2 separate regions of the Homo sapiens genome follow, and region 2 is linked to region 1. A link is a contact called in ENCODE Hi-C or POLR2A ChIA-PET data. All regions are on one chromosome and are shown on one strand. The core of a region is the stretch at or near the end of the contact, and the rest is flanking DNA. Distances in the headings are between cores, read along the strand shown. Region 1 has its middle 320 kb from the start of LINC00973. Region 2 overlaps COL8A1 (collagen type VIII alpha 1 chain).

Region 1 (7,102 bases), core at 1,199-3,698:
ATGTGTTCTTGTTGTTTAGCTCCCACTTATAAGTGAGAACATGTGGTGTTTGGTTTTCTGTTCCTGTGTTAGTTTGCTTAGGATAATGGCCTCCAGCTCCATCTGCATTGCTGCAAAGAACCTAGTCTTGCTCTTTTTATGGTGGTGTAGTATTCCATGGTGTATGTGTACCACATTTTCTTTATCCAGTCTACCATTGATGGACATTTAAGTTGATTCCATGTCTTTGCTATTGTGAATGGTGCTGGAATGAGCATACATGTCCATGTGTTTTTATGATAGTATGATTTATGTTCCTTTGGGTATATACCCAATACTGTGATTGCTGGATCTCATGGTAATTCTGTTTTAAGTTCTTTGAAGAATCCCCACACTGTTTTTCACAATAGCTGAGCTAATTTACACTCCTACCAGCAGTGTATAAGCATTCTCTTTTCTTTGTAACCTTGCCAGCATCTGTTATTTTTTGACTTTTTCATGATAGCCATTCTCACTGGTGTGAGACAGTATCTTGTTGTGGTTTTGATTTGCATTTTTCTAATGATCACTGATAGGGAGGTTTTTTTCATATGAGTATTGGCTGCACGTATGTTTTCTCTTGAGAAGTGTCTGTTCATGTCCTTTGCCCACCTTTTAATGGGGTTGTTTGTTTTTCACTTATAAATTTGTCGAAGTTCTTTATAGATTCTGGATATTAGACCTTTGTTGGATGCATAGTTTGCAAATGTTTTTTTCCCATTCTAAAGGTCATTTGTTTACTGTGTTGATAGTTTCTTTTGCTGTGTAGAAGTTCTTTAGTTTAATTAGGTCTTATTTGTCAATTTTTGTTTTTGTTGCAATTGCTTTTGGCATCTCTGTTATGAAATATTTGCCAGGTTCCATGTGTGGGATGATATTACCTGGGTTACCTTCCAGGGTTTTTATAGTTTTAATTTACATTTAAGTTTTTAATCCATCTTGAGTTGATTTTTGTACGTGGTGTAAAAAGGGGTGAAATTTCAATCTTTTGCATATGGCTAGCCAGTTATCCCAGCACCACGGAAGTCCTGGTGAAAGCAATCAGTCAGGAGAAAGAAATAAAAGGCATACAAATAGGAAGAGAGAAAGTCAAACTATCCCTGTTTGCAGACAATGTTATTCTGTATCTAGAAAACGGCATAGTCTTAGCCCAAGAGCTCTTTGATCCAAAATACAACTTCAGCAAAGTTGCGGGATACAAAATCAATATACAAAAGTCACTAGCATTCCTATACAACAAAAACATCCAAGCCAAGAGCCAAATCAAGAATGCAATCCTACTCACAAATGCCACAAAAAGAATAAAATATCTAGGAATACAGCTAACCAGGGACATAAAAGATTCCTACAGGGAGCATTACAAAACACTGCTCAAAGAAATCACGGATGACAGAAACAAATGGAAAAATATTCCATGCTCATGGATAGGAAGAATATTGTTAAAATGGCCATCCTGCCCAAAGGAACTATTCTATGAGACCACAGTAAACGAAATAGCATGGTACTGTTACAAAAACAGACATATAAACCAATGGAACAGAATAGAGATCCCAAAAATAATGATGTACACTTAACAATGATCCGTTCTTTGACAAAGCTGACAAAAACAAGCAATGAGGAAATTACTCCCTATTCAAATTCCATTTTTTTTTTCACAGATGATGTGATGGTGAGACCAGTCTCCTCTTCAAACTACTACATATATCAACAGTTGACATTACCCTGGGCATGTTGATTTTATATACATTGACTTAACCTACCTACCAGGCATTCCATTCCATGGGAGACATACTAAGTGTCTAGTATGTCCCACGTTGTGATAGGCAATGTGAGAGTTACAGACAACCAAAAGGTGAGTGCCTTCCCTTCAAAGAGGTTGCCATCTAGTTAGAAGTATTGATATCTTAATTTAAAAATGAGGCTTTCATTTGTCATATATGTACTTAACAGGCCATGGTATGATCAAGCAAACAAACACTTATGTTGCCATTAGCAAAAAAGGCCCCTGTTATCTTTTGTTAACCAAAAAATTGCAGTGAATTTTCCATATGTGCTTCTTTCAATTTCTCTTGGTATGAAGTTCCAGTACACATACAAAACCTCTTTGAAGAAAAAAAAAAGAAATAAAACTTATGTAGAAATTTATTTAATTCTAAGTGATGGGAGACAAAAAACTGTTTCACCTAACTCAAACCACATAAAGGACTTTCAAAAACATTTGAGCATTCCTGGGCTCTGTTCCCTCCATATATCCTACTAGCCAGACAAGGAAGTACCTCTTTCCCTGTGTGAAATCTCTTCTGTTAGACAATTAGTTCCACGTCTTGGGATCTCATTTCCTAAGGTCCTGCCAGTGACCTTCTCTTTAAAACCATTAATTCTTGTGAGATTCTGGCCAGGTGAAGTTTGGACTGGCTCCTGTACAAGGGTGATGTGGGGCAGTCCTGTGAAGCCTAAAGCAGTATTACACATCACCTTGGAGTTGGAACATTTTTGGCTCAGGAAAGTAAAATGACTGGATGAAGTCTTGCTGTGTAAGTCATAACTCTATAATCAGAGTTGTGTATTTTTTTTAATTTATAAAAAGGATTTGGCTTTGGAGTGGCAAGCAGCAGTGGTAAGCCCTTCCAGGGAGCTCTCGTGACCCTCACCAGAGTTATTTATGTTAGATGAAATGGTACTTTGAGCTGTGCCCAATGACTGGTTCCCCACTTATACACCCAAGCCCCACCTAAAATTGAATCAAACCATACACACCTACATCTCTGCCCTCTTTTCCTGAACAGCTGGAGTTTTATAAGGTCACCTTGGAACTCCTCTGCCCTTTCCCTTAGAACAGATCAACACTGCTGACTAAGGCTGGTACTTTCTTCCAGAGAAAAGGTCAAGAAATTGAGGATCATTTTCTTTTTGACTAATGGCTAAGGGTATCTGTCTTTCTTTACTAAAGACATAGTACCTTCCAACATGTCCATCCAACAGAGGAAGAGCACACATTCTAAAAGATGCACATTGTCCATGCACCAAGCTGTAGCCTTCTGCTCTTTGTTGGTGGAATGGGAAATTAACAGAAGAGAAACAGGGATCAAGATAGGAAGCAATGACGATAAATTCAAAGGAGTAAGCATTAGCTTTAAGAAGAATCACACATCTCTTTTTATTATATATTTACTGGAAGAATGCATTTCATGACTACTTTGAGTATACATGGCAAAACAACAATTTCACATTTGTACATGCTATGTTCCATTTGCTTGATCAGTCAGTAATGTTCACCGAGTGTAATCCAGGCTCCTGAAAAGCAATAGAGAACTGAGTCAGTTCCTGTTCCCCCTAAAATTTAGATTCTTTCTGTAATAGAAGGCTTCCAAATTAATATTAGTCAATTCTGGCATCATCGTGGAAATGATCTTGTCTCCTGAGTAGTCTCTGAATAGTAGTATAGAGTCAGAGTAGTATAGAGTAGTATAGAGGCCACCCTGGAGGAGACTTATGCCTGCAGAGAGTACCAGGATGGCTGTGATCTCAATGGTCTCAACACCATGCTATTCTCCTCACCACCTCTGTTTCAGATCTTAGCCCAGGGAGGGATTCTGGGGACACCCACTTAAATGGCTTGCTGAAAATCTTGTGACACTTTATTTCCAGAGGAGAAGCACTTGCTATTCTGAGACTTAGGGAGAAACAATTGCTACCACTGCTGCTTCTACCATTGCTAAAACCATTTAATCTGTGTCAATTTTAAATGAATGTGATTAATCTTCACGACACGTGGTTGGTATTCTCATCTGTTTTAATATATTAGAAAAGTGAGGCTCTAAGAAAATAACCAACTTGCCAAAAGTATTAACTAGCTAATAAAATGTAGAATCAAAATTTGAACTCTGTTCATTTCATGCTGAAAATGGATGGGTGTTAGTATCTTTCTTACTTTAAAGTCATATGTTATTTGATGTATAAATTATTAACCACCAGCAGCGTTTGATTAATTATAAACTTAGGATTTTAAAATTCCTGTTTGTTTAAAACTTGAAATTTCTAAAATAAACATACATCTTATATAATCCATTAAGTTTAATTTATCAAATACTTTTCCACTTCCAAATACTTTTCTTTGCCATATTTCTTATTTTAATCTTTTTACTTTTATTTTACGTTTAAGGGTACATGTGCAGATTTGTTGCACAGGTAAACATGTCATGGAGGTTTGTTGCACATATTATTTTATCACACAGATATGAAGCCCAGTACCCAATAGTTATCTTTTCTGCCCTTCTCCCTCCTCCCACCCTCTACCCTCAAGTAGACCTCAGTGTCTGCTGTTTCCTTCTTTGTGTTCATAAGTTTTTATCATTTTCCTCCCACTTATAAGTAAGAACATGCAGTATTTTTTTTGTGTGTTTCTGTGTTGATTTTCTAAGGATAAGAGCCTCCAACTCCATCCATGTTCCAGCAAAAGACATGATCTCATTCTTTTTTTATGGCTGCATAGTATTCCATGGTGTATATGTACCACATTTTCTTTATCTGATATGTCATTGTTGGGCATTTAGGTTGATTCCGTGTCTTTGCTACTTTGAATAGTGCTGCAATGAACATTTGCGTGCATGTGTCTTTATGGTAGAATAATTTATATTTCTCTGGGTATGTACCGTAATGAGATTGCTGAGTTGAATAATTCTGCTTTTAGCTCTTTGAGGAATTGCCATACTGCTCTCAACGATGGTTGAACTAGTTCACACTCCCACCAACAGTATATAAGGATTCCCTTTTCTCCACAACCCACCAGCATCTGTTATTTTCTGACTTTTTAATAATAGCCATTCTGACTTGTGTGAGATAGTATCTCATTGTGGTTTTGATTTGCATTTCTCTAATGATCACTGATATTGAGCTTTTTTTCATATGCTTGTTGGCCACATGTATGCCTTCTTTTAAGAAGTGTCTATGTCTTTTGCCCACTTTTTAATGGGGTTATTTGTTTTTCTCTTGTAAATTTGTTTAAGTTTCTTACAGATCCTGGATACTAGACCATTGTCGGATGCATAGTTTGCAAATATTTTCTCCCATTCTGTAGGTCATCTGTTTACTCTGTTGAGAGTTTCTTTTGCTGTGCGGTCACTCTTAAGTTTAATTAGATCCAACTTATCAATTTTTGCTTTTGTTGTGATTGCTTTTGGTGTCTTAGTTATGAAATCATTGCTGGTTCCTATGTCCAGGATGGTATTGCCTAGGTTGTCTTCCAGAGTTTTCATAGTATTGGGTTTTACACTTAAGTGTTTAATCCATCTTGAGTTGATTTTTGTATGTGGTGGAAGGCAGGGGTCCAGCTTCAGTCTTCTGCATATGCCTAGCCAGTAATCCTAGCACTATTTATTAAATAGGGAGTCTTTTACCCATTGCATCGATGTTCATCAAGGATATTGGTCTGAAGTTTTCTTTGTGTGTGTGTGTCTGCCGGGTTTTGGTATCAAGATGATACTGGCCTCATAAAATGAGTTAGGGATGAGTCCCTCCTTCTCAATTTTTTGTAATATTTCTGTAGGAATGGTACCAGCTCTTCTTTGTACATCTGGTAGAATTTGGCTGTGCATCCATCAGGTCCTGGGTTTTTTTGGTTAGTGGGCTATTTATTACTAATTCAGTTTCAGAGCTGGTTATTGGTCTGTTCAGAGAATTAATTTCTTTCTCATTCAGTCTTGGAATTATGTATGTGTCCAGGAATTTATTCATCTCTTCTAGGTTTTCTAGTTTGTGTGTGTAGAGATGTTTGTAATAGTTTCTGATGGTTGTTTTTATTTCTGTAGGGTTAGAAGTAGCATTCCTTTCATCATTTCTAATTGTGTTTATTGGTATCTTTTCTCTTTTCTTCTTTAATAGTCTAAGTAGAGGCCTATCCATTTTATTAATATTTTCAATATTTCAAAAAAAACCAACTCCTGAATTCATTGATATTTTGAATGGTTTTTCATGTCTCAATTTAAAATTTTTTTGTTAGTTTTAGGGATGTGCCAGGAATATGCCACATTGTATTTTAACATTGAAATTAAAGCAATTAAAACAAAGAAAATCACTCCTGATTTCATGATGTTAGAGTACTAGCTTTTTGTCTTCTGGTGAGGGGAGACAAAAAAACACAAATAGAAAAAAATCTACGCACACATGATGATAAATTCAATGAAAAAAGGAAGCAAATGAAGCAAACTAAGGGAGGTAGATAATGAAAGAAATAGGGGATATTTGAGCTACTTCTGACTAGGGTGGAAAGGACTACCTCTCTGATAAGGTAACATTTGAAAAGAGATTTGGAGGAAAGGAAACAGGAAGCCATGTGAAAATCTGGTAGAAGAACATTCCATTGCAGGAAACTCCAAGTACAAATGCCTTAGTGTGGAATCACCTTGATGTGTTCCAGAAATAAGTAGCAAGGAAGCAAGTCTGCTTGGAGCAGAGGGAGAAGGATTTGAATGCTGATAGGGAGAGACAAGATGGGAAGAGGATGTGATTGGAGTTGAGAGAGAGATAGCAGAGAGTCAGATCCTGTTGTTGTAAATGGTCCTGGTCTTGAGGAGTGATTGCATTTCATGCTGAGACTGGAAGCTATTAGTATGGTTTAAATAAAGGAAAACATGATTTGACTTGGATTTTTAAAATATCACTCAGACACTCTGTGACAAACCCAGTAAGAGAGGTGTCGAACTCATACATTTTATCAGGAGCTCATTCTATAATAACTGACCATCTCCCACAGTAATGATATTAATTCATTCATGAAGGCAAAACTCTCATGATCAAATCACCTTTTATTAGGCCCTACCTTTCAACATTGTTGCATTTGTGTTTAAATTTCCAACACATGAACTTTAGGGAACGCATCAAACAATAGCATAACTAAAACTTATATTTCTTTTAATTATAGATGCTCCTCAATTTATAATGGAAATATATCCTGATACATTCATCAAAAGTTTGAAATTTATTTAATACATTTGACCTACTGAACATCATAACTTAGGCTAGACTAACTTAAACATTCTCAGAACACTTACATTAGCCTATAGTTGGACAAAATAATCTTTAAAAA
Region 2 (7,102 bases), core at 1,496-3,995, 520 kb after region 1:
TTGTACAGTATGTTTTATTCTACCTACAAAGTCATTAAGATATTTTACATACAATCCCTAAATAAATAGCTTATTTCTGTTATGGAACAATCTAACTGAAAGTCCTCAGGAAAAATGAGTTCTTATTTAGAAGAAAAAATATGTATAGTAAAAAATAGCTCAGATAACTAAAAACTAGCATCTATTTGGCAGTTATTATGTGGGCTCAAGTACCATGCTAAGAGTTACACCAAGGTTCTCTCACTTCATCTTTACAGGGCTTTGAAAATCAGCAAGAGGGAACAGAACCAAAGGTCTTAACCACTACTGCTTCTTATTTCAAAGCAATTTAAAATCATAACTCAACCTATCATGACAGTGTAAGAATATTTGGAATTGATTTTATTTTATTCATTTAAGCTCCACAAGCATCTACCTAGAAAATGCAATGGATCAGGAACAGTTCTAGACACTGAGGGAATATTGAGCAGTAAGACCAGAGCTCTACTCTCAAAGAGAACACTGATTGATAGGTTTATGAACATGCTTTTGAAAAATGCATACTTATGACTAAATAGAAGGGGAGTCACTATTCATGTTCTAAAGGGTTTCTTTATGTTCCAATAGAAATCTTTATAGTGCTATTCCTGTTTGTTAAAATTTACCTATTGTTCATAAAGCAAAGGTCTTATGTAAAAAAAAATTAAAAAATAAACTACATAGTTTGAATTTCAGAGGTTTGCTTTCCTCCATTATACTCACTTGGAAGAAGAGGTGCTGAAATTACCATAAATATTTTCTAGAACAAGGAGAGATGAAAGCAAACAAACAAAAGGAACCTAAATCAAAATGGCTCTAAGAAAATCACAAAATAATGAAAACTAAAGAGTTTTATAAACTTTTATACAATAATAGTGATAAGTTATCTTTGAAGGTAGAGATTTAAAATTATGCATGAGTTAACTATATATTAATTGTTTAAAGAATATTTCAAAATAGAATGTATAACTTGTTGCCAACTTCTTTTTCTTTTTTTCTTCTTTTTTTTTTTTTTTTTTTTTTTTTGAGACAGATTCTTGCTCTGTTGCCACGGCTGGAGTGCAGTGGCATGATCTTGGCTTACTGCAACCTCCACCTCCTGGGTTCAAGCAATTCTCCTGGCTCAGCCTCCTGAGTAGCTGGAACTACAGGTGCACACCACCACACCTGGCTAATTTTTGTATTTTTAGTAGAGACAGGGTTTCGCCATGTTGGCCAGGCTGGTCTTGAACTCCTGATCTCCAGGAATCCGCCCACCTCAGCCTCCCAAAGTGCTGGGATTACAGGCGTGAGCCACTACACCTGGCCCCAGTTTCCTAATGTTCATGTTTACCTAGAATTAAATAAAAAGAAAATATTAATAGCCAACTCTGGGTGGCAGAATTTTAGACAGTTTTGTGCCCTCATGTATACTCTTTTGTAAATTTTTCAAAAAAACATATATTGCTTTTATAATTGGTAAACAGAAAAAATATTGTAATTGACTCCAAAATCGATAGGTGATAAAGACAAAATTGTCCAGGGGGAGTAAAATGCAAATTTTGCTCTCAATCACAAAATTTTTAAAAAATAATAATAAATGTAATAGGTTCTTCCTTCCAGGTGTTATTGCCCTTTCTTTGATTCAAGATAAAGCAACCTGTAGGCTATTCAACTTCTCTAGACAAGAAAGGTTAAAAATTGGATTGAATTTTCAAGATTTTCTTGAGAAAGCATTTCACCTGCAGCTATGAACATGAGTGTAAAGATCAAAGTTGTAATACGGGCTGGTAAAGCTGAAAGTTGTTATTGTGGCAATCAGAAAAGTAGAGCATCATTAAAGTGTACCTCTTTCACCTTAAAACATAAACTGGCCATCAATCATTTCTAATGGCATCTACTTAAAACTGGCCTTATGATTGGCTCCTAAGTGTGTAAAATGTCAGGTGGAAATACATAAACACATCTTTGAGCTGGATAGAGTCTCAGTGATCCTAAAAAGTGAAATATAGAGCTATTTTAGAGATGCCATTTAAAAATTTATGGAGAGAGATTTGGTCTTATAATTTCTTTCATGAATACTAAAATTTTACTACAAAGAAAATTCAGAAATGAGTTATTTGTGCCATTTAATCATTAAATCATAAATCCACAGACCATTAGAGCTGGAAGGGGCCTTCTAGATTACCTCCTCCAATGCCAATATTTTGCAGATGAGAAAGTAGGAACAGAAAATTTATTTTCTCAGGGTTAAGCATGGTGGCTCACACCTGTAATCCCAGCAATATAGGAGGCCAAAGCGGGCAGATCACCTGAGGTCAGGAGTTTGAGACCAGCCTGGCCAACATGGCGAAACCCTGCCTCTACTACAAATACAAAAATTAGCCAGGTGTGGTGGTGGGTGCCTGTAATCCCAGCTACTTGGGAGGCTGACGCAGGGAGAATTGCTTGAACCAGGCAGGTGGAGGTTGCAGTAAGCTGAGATCGCACCACTGCACTCCAGCTTGGGCAACAGAGTGAGACTGAAAAAAAGAAAAGAAAATTTATCTTCTCAGGAAAAAGTAAAATCACTCAAAAATATCTTAAAGAATCCAGAAACATCTTGAATCTTACTGACGAAAAATTAGGTATTTTGAATCCTACTAGAACTTTAATTATAACTCGAATTTTTAGTTTGGTTGTGGGCAGTCCTACGCAATGAAGGAAAGACGCTAACAGTGACTGTGGAAAGCACATTCACAATGAACACTTATAAAGTTAAAACTAAAAATAAAACAGACCAATGATTTCAGACCAGGTTATTCATTCATTACTCAGCTTCCTTTCTTTAGTGAGTCAAGCAATTGAAATGAGCGTTCTTAGCCACTTTTAAGACACAATTCTTCTATTATCATGAAAAATTGGCTACTTCTAAAGTTGCTGATATGCTGAAGAATAATGGGACATTCATTCTTTGAGTTAAAAAATCCAAATTATTGCCAAAATCCTCCTGATTTAATGCATTTATGAAAATATGCTTATAATAAAATTATATATATTAAGAATATACTCCTCATCCCCTGCAAATAGATACTTACTTTGCATTATGGACATCCTGGAAGAAGTAAACATGAAAGCTCTTTTTCTAAGTTTAATGTTGATCTAAGAAATGGAAAATAGTAACACTTGGTTTTAAGGAAACTAGCACAGTGTGGACATGTTCATTGTCATCTGTAAAGTAGAAATAAGAGTAGACTCTTGCAAAATCATTTAAGAATTAAATCAATAATAGATATAAAATGGTTAGTACAGGGTTTGGTCATAGTTAACATTTAATAAGTCCCAGCTATTAGTAGTAGTGGTAGTAATATTATTATTATTTATAACATGATCACTCTTCTACTACTCCCTTCCCTTCAAGCAAAACTCTTGTGATTCCCCTACACTATTTTATGGCGCCATGTGCTTGTATATTCTGATCCCTCTCCCCAAATGCCCTATCCTGACTTCTATATCTGCTGAACTCCTACTTATCACCCAAGGTCAGCTCCAAAGTTTTTTCCTCTTACCTGCGTTACCTAATCCCTGATTGCACTCACCTATTTCCCATGGTTCTCTGCATATATCCCTCTCCTATCAATTGAGATGAGGACTTTTACTTGATTCTCCCTCACGCCCCCCACATGCCCCCCCACACACACATGCATGTACACATATGCACACACTCTGGACTACAGTGAATTCATCATACTCAATTTTGTATCATCATAGAAATGTCTATTGAAATGAACAAACTCCCGCATAAATAAATGACTTTTTAATTTCATGAGTAGGTATCAGGCTAGAATGTGCACCTAGTGGCCTCAGTTTAGAGGGGGAGAAGGGGAGATGGGTATATGAGGAAAGCTGGGACATGCAACTCACCAGCCCTGGAGCCCGGCTCTGCCACATGCCTACTGCTATGACTTGTGGTAAATCATTTAACTTCCCTGGACCTCAGTTTTCCTTCTCAGCAAAATGGGAGGACTGGGCAAAATGTTATCTGAGGACCCTTCCAGCACCAACCTTTATATATGATGCTATGCACTGGTTTATCTCAATGGTTCTCAAACTTTAGCAGACATCAGAATCATCTGGAAGGCTTATTAAAATACTGGTCAGCAGATCTGATGGGGCCCAAGAACTTGCATTTTTAACAAATTGCCAGATGATGGTGAGGCTACTGGCAGGGGGACCACACTTTAAGAACCACTAACTGATCTTCTTGACACAGGATCCTGACACTGTCCTGTTGTTATCTGGTGAAAGGCACTCCTGATATGATAAGATGCAGGCAAGTAAACCCACACTTCTGTGAGGCTGCCATCACAAGGACTAGGTGCCTATGGGTGAGCCCCAAGGGTGACCACAGAATGAAAGCTTTGCTGACTGGAGTTTTGTTAAAGGCTCACTTTGTGGGAAAGAAACTGCCTGACTTCTCAATGCTATAGGGTATAGAAAACACTGACGCCAGGGTTGGACCCATCAGTTAGTACCGCTGCAGCTGAAGTCACATGGATCACAATTGCCATCTAGTGATGACTTTGAATTACTGCATCAAGAGACTACAGAATGAAATGCTGCTTTTTCATTTAGAAACTGCTTTTTTTTTACACAAAACTATGTTCAAAATGAGATCCCTTAAGGATAAAGTCTAATGTGCTCCGGTCTTATCTACATTTGTATCTCAGTACTATGAAAATAAATACATATATAGTACTTACTATGTGCTAGGCATGGTTCTATGCTTTATATATGTTCAATTATTCACAGCAAACCCATGAGATAATACAAATTTTCCCAGTTTGGAGACAAGAAATAAAACTACAAATGTACAAAGCAATGAAAAGACTTGCTTGAGGTTGCCCAGTCAGTAAAATGGTAGAGCTTGGACTGAACCTAGACAGCTACTGGGAAGATAACTACACTAACCAGTTTCTCTTATATCAATTTAAAACATAGTTGCTGAAACAATTAGTACTTGTAAACTGTTGTCAGTTACAGATATGGGTCTGCAAAATTTTATTAAGTATACACTGAATAAATAATTTTTTTCTGATCCTTCCAAATGAAATCAGCTTATATCCAATAATTAAAGAAATGTTTCTACCTACAGAAAGCCAAATGCAACAAAATGAGCACCAACTTGGATTAAGATTTGGAATCATTTTTCCACCTGCTATACAATCTTAGACAAGTCACTTAGATCCACTTTTTCATCTATGAAGTAGAAAAAATAAAACCATAGTTTACATAGCTATGTAATTCCCAAAAATGTGGTTTAGGGGTTCTGTAAAGTCAGATTAAATTTTAGAGTAGCTGCTCAAGTTATCCACTGAATGCGATCACAAGAGCAAAGAGGGAGATCATGGATAATAACTATACTGTTTTTTTTTTTCAAATTGTCTCTCATGTGTGAAAGAAGCCAGGACAAGAGGTTTGATCTCCTGGTCTATCGTCCATAAGTGCTAGCAGTAAACAATAACACTCATGGTGTTTGTGGGAGAATTAAAGAGCTCAATAAGAAAGATACACATTTCCTTTATTTTTCTGAATACTGTACTTGGCCTGTGCACCTGAGCTCTGCATCCCTGCCTGTTCTCTGCCTCCCAAGGGTCCTCACCAAAGAACTCCTACAGAAAGATCACATATTTGCCAGTGGATTGAGGTTCAACCCCCTCTCACTCCAACCTTCTCTTACCAGAGATCTTCTTGGATTTAAAAACCAGGTCCCTGATAATCCTTTTAGCTCCTTATCTAAAACATCTCAGTTACCAAATAATTTATCTCAATAGACCAAACCAGAGTTATCAAACCAAAGTACTACAGTACTAGGTTTCTTTGCACCTGTATATGTGTAACATGCTAAGACTTGCTGGCATCAAATTCATGGTAATGAAGGAAAAATAAACATAGAGTCAGAGGAATAATGGGTAACAATTAAAATACAGTAGGGTAAACTATCAGTACCTCATTTTAGTAGATTTCTTGATGTCATTTCAAGTATTTGCACATATTTAGTCACCAAAGCAACCCTAAAATTAGGCTAGATAAGCTTATTATCAACACCATTTGAGAAATAAAGATATTGACACACAGAAGTGTAAAGAAAAACAAAGGAAATTGAAGCAAAGAAACTTTAAACAACTTGAAAAAATAAGTGAGGGTTCATATATCCTAGTTATTAGGCCTATGCTTGGCCCCACAATTATAGTTTAACAATCAAATCCTGAAATAAGATGACTCCCTCTGATAGTTGAGTTTTTTAAAAGTTCTTTATACAAATATAGTAGAAGTAAATGAATAATTAGACTTCAAGGATAGTAAACACTCCATTAATTCACTCAACCAATATGTGTTGAGAATCTGCTATGTGGCTGGCACTGTTTTAGGTTGGGGAGTTTAGCAGTGAATGAGGGCAAAAATGCCATTCTACCCTTAAAGCTTACATTCTGTCTAGTTGGAGAAGAGTTGATAAATGTGAATATAAATAAATATTTAATACCATGTTGATCATGAAGAAAAATCAAATAAGGGAAAGGGATAGAGAATGATAGGATGAGGGATGCTGTTTAAAATTGAATGGTCAACACAAGCCACTCTGAGGAGGTGACATGTGATCTGAGATCTGAAGAAGGCAAGGCCATGCAACACAATGATCTGGAAGACAGTTCAGGCAAATGGGAAGTCCCAAGGCTGAGAACCAGTTTGGCTTGTTGCAAGATGGCAAGAAGACCACTGGCCAGAGCCTGGTAACTAAAGAGCAGATGGTGTCAAAGAAGAGAGCGGAGCCAGATCGCTTAGGTCTTGCAGGCTGTGGAGGGGAGTTCAGAGTTTACATGAACTGGGGTGGGGAGCCACAGGTGGATTTTGAACAGAGTGACAGGATCTGGTCTACTTCTTTAAATCATTACTCTGGTTTCTCTGAGGAGATTGGACTCCGCACATGAATGGAGACAGGGAGGTAAGGCACTGGTCCAGGCAAAACATGATCGGTGCCCAGTGACTCAGGATACATTTTCATTAAAGAGATCATAAAACTTGCAGATGGATTGGATGTGTGAGAAGAAGAGATATCGAGAATGTC

The links. A loop is a pair of places that touch in the nucleus more often than their neighbours do. ChIA-PET counts read pairs that join two places held with the same protein, here RNA polymerase II (POLR2A). Pooled maps may share reads with other maps.
Region 2: a map of aorta shows a loop between it and region 1 (2.0-fold over the local background). The contact joins two enhancer-like sites. A Hi-C loop is called at or near these places in 4 of 168 maps with a recorded cell type or tissue (PC-3, PC-9, aorta and 1 more) and 6 of 50 pooled maps. POLR2A ChIA-PET finds 5 or more read pairs at or near these places in 1 of 52 experiments (PC-9).

The regions. Positions count from the first base shown.
Region 1 is chr3:99,230,328-99,237,429 of GRCh38, forward strand. No RefSeq gene overlaps it. Among named protein-coding and RNA genes, the nearest start is that of LINC00973, 320 kb to the left of the region's middle. Within about 2 kb of position 2,449, at least 2 of the 41 ENCODE cell types and tissues checked have a DNase peak (open chromatin) inside an H3K27ac peak, as active enhancers do.
Region 2 is chr3:99,749,031-99,756,132 of GRCh38, forward strand. All of the region lies in intron 2 of COL8A1 (collagen type VIII alpha 1 chain), which reads left to right. Among named protein-coding and RNA genes, the nearest start is that of CMSS1, 65 kb to the right of the region's middle. Within about 2 kb of position 2,746, at least 3 of the 41 ENCODE cell types and tissues checked have a DNase peak (open chromatin) inside an H3K27ac peak, as active enhancers do.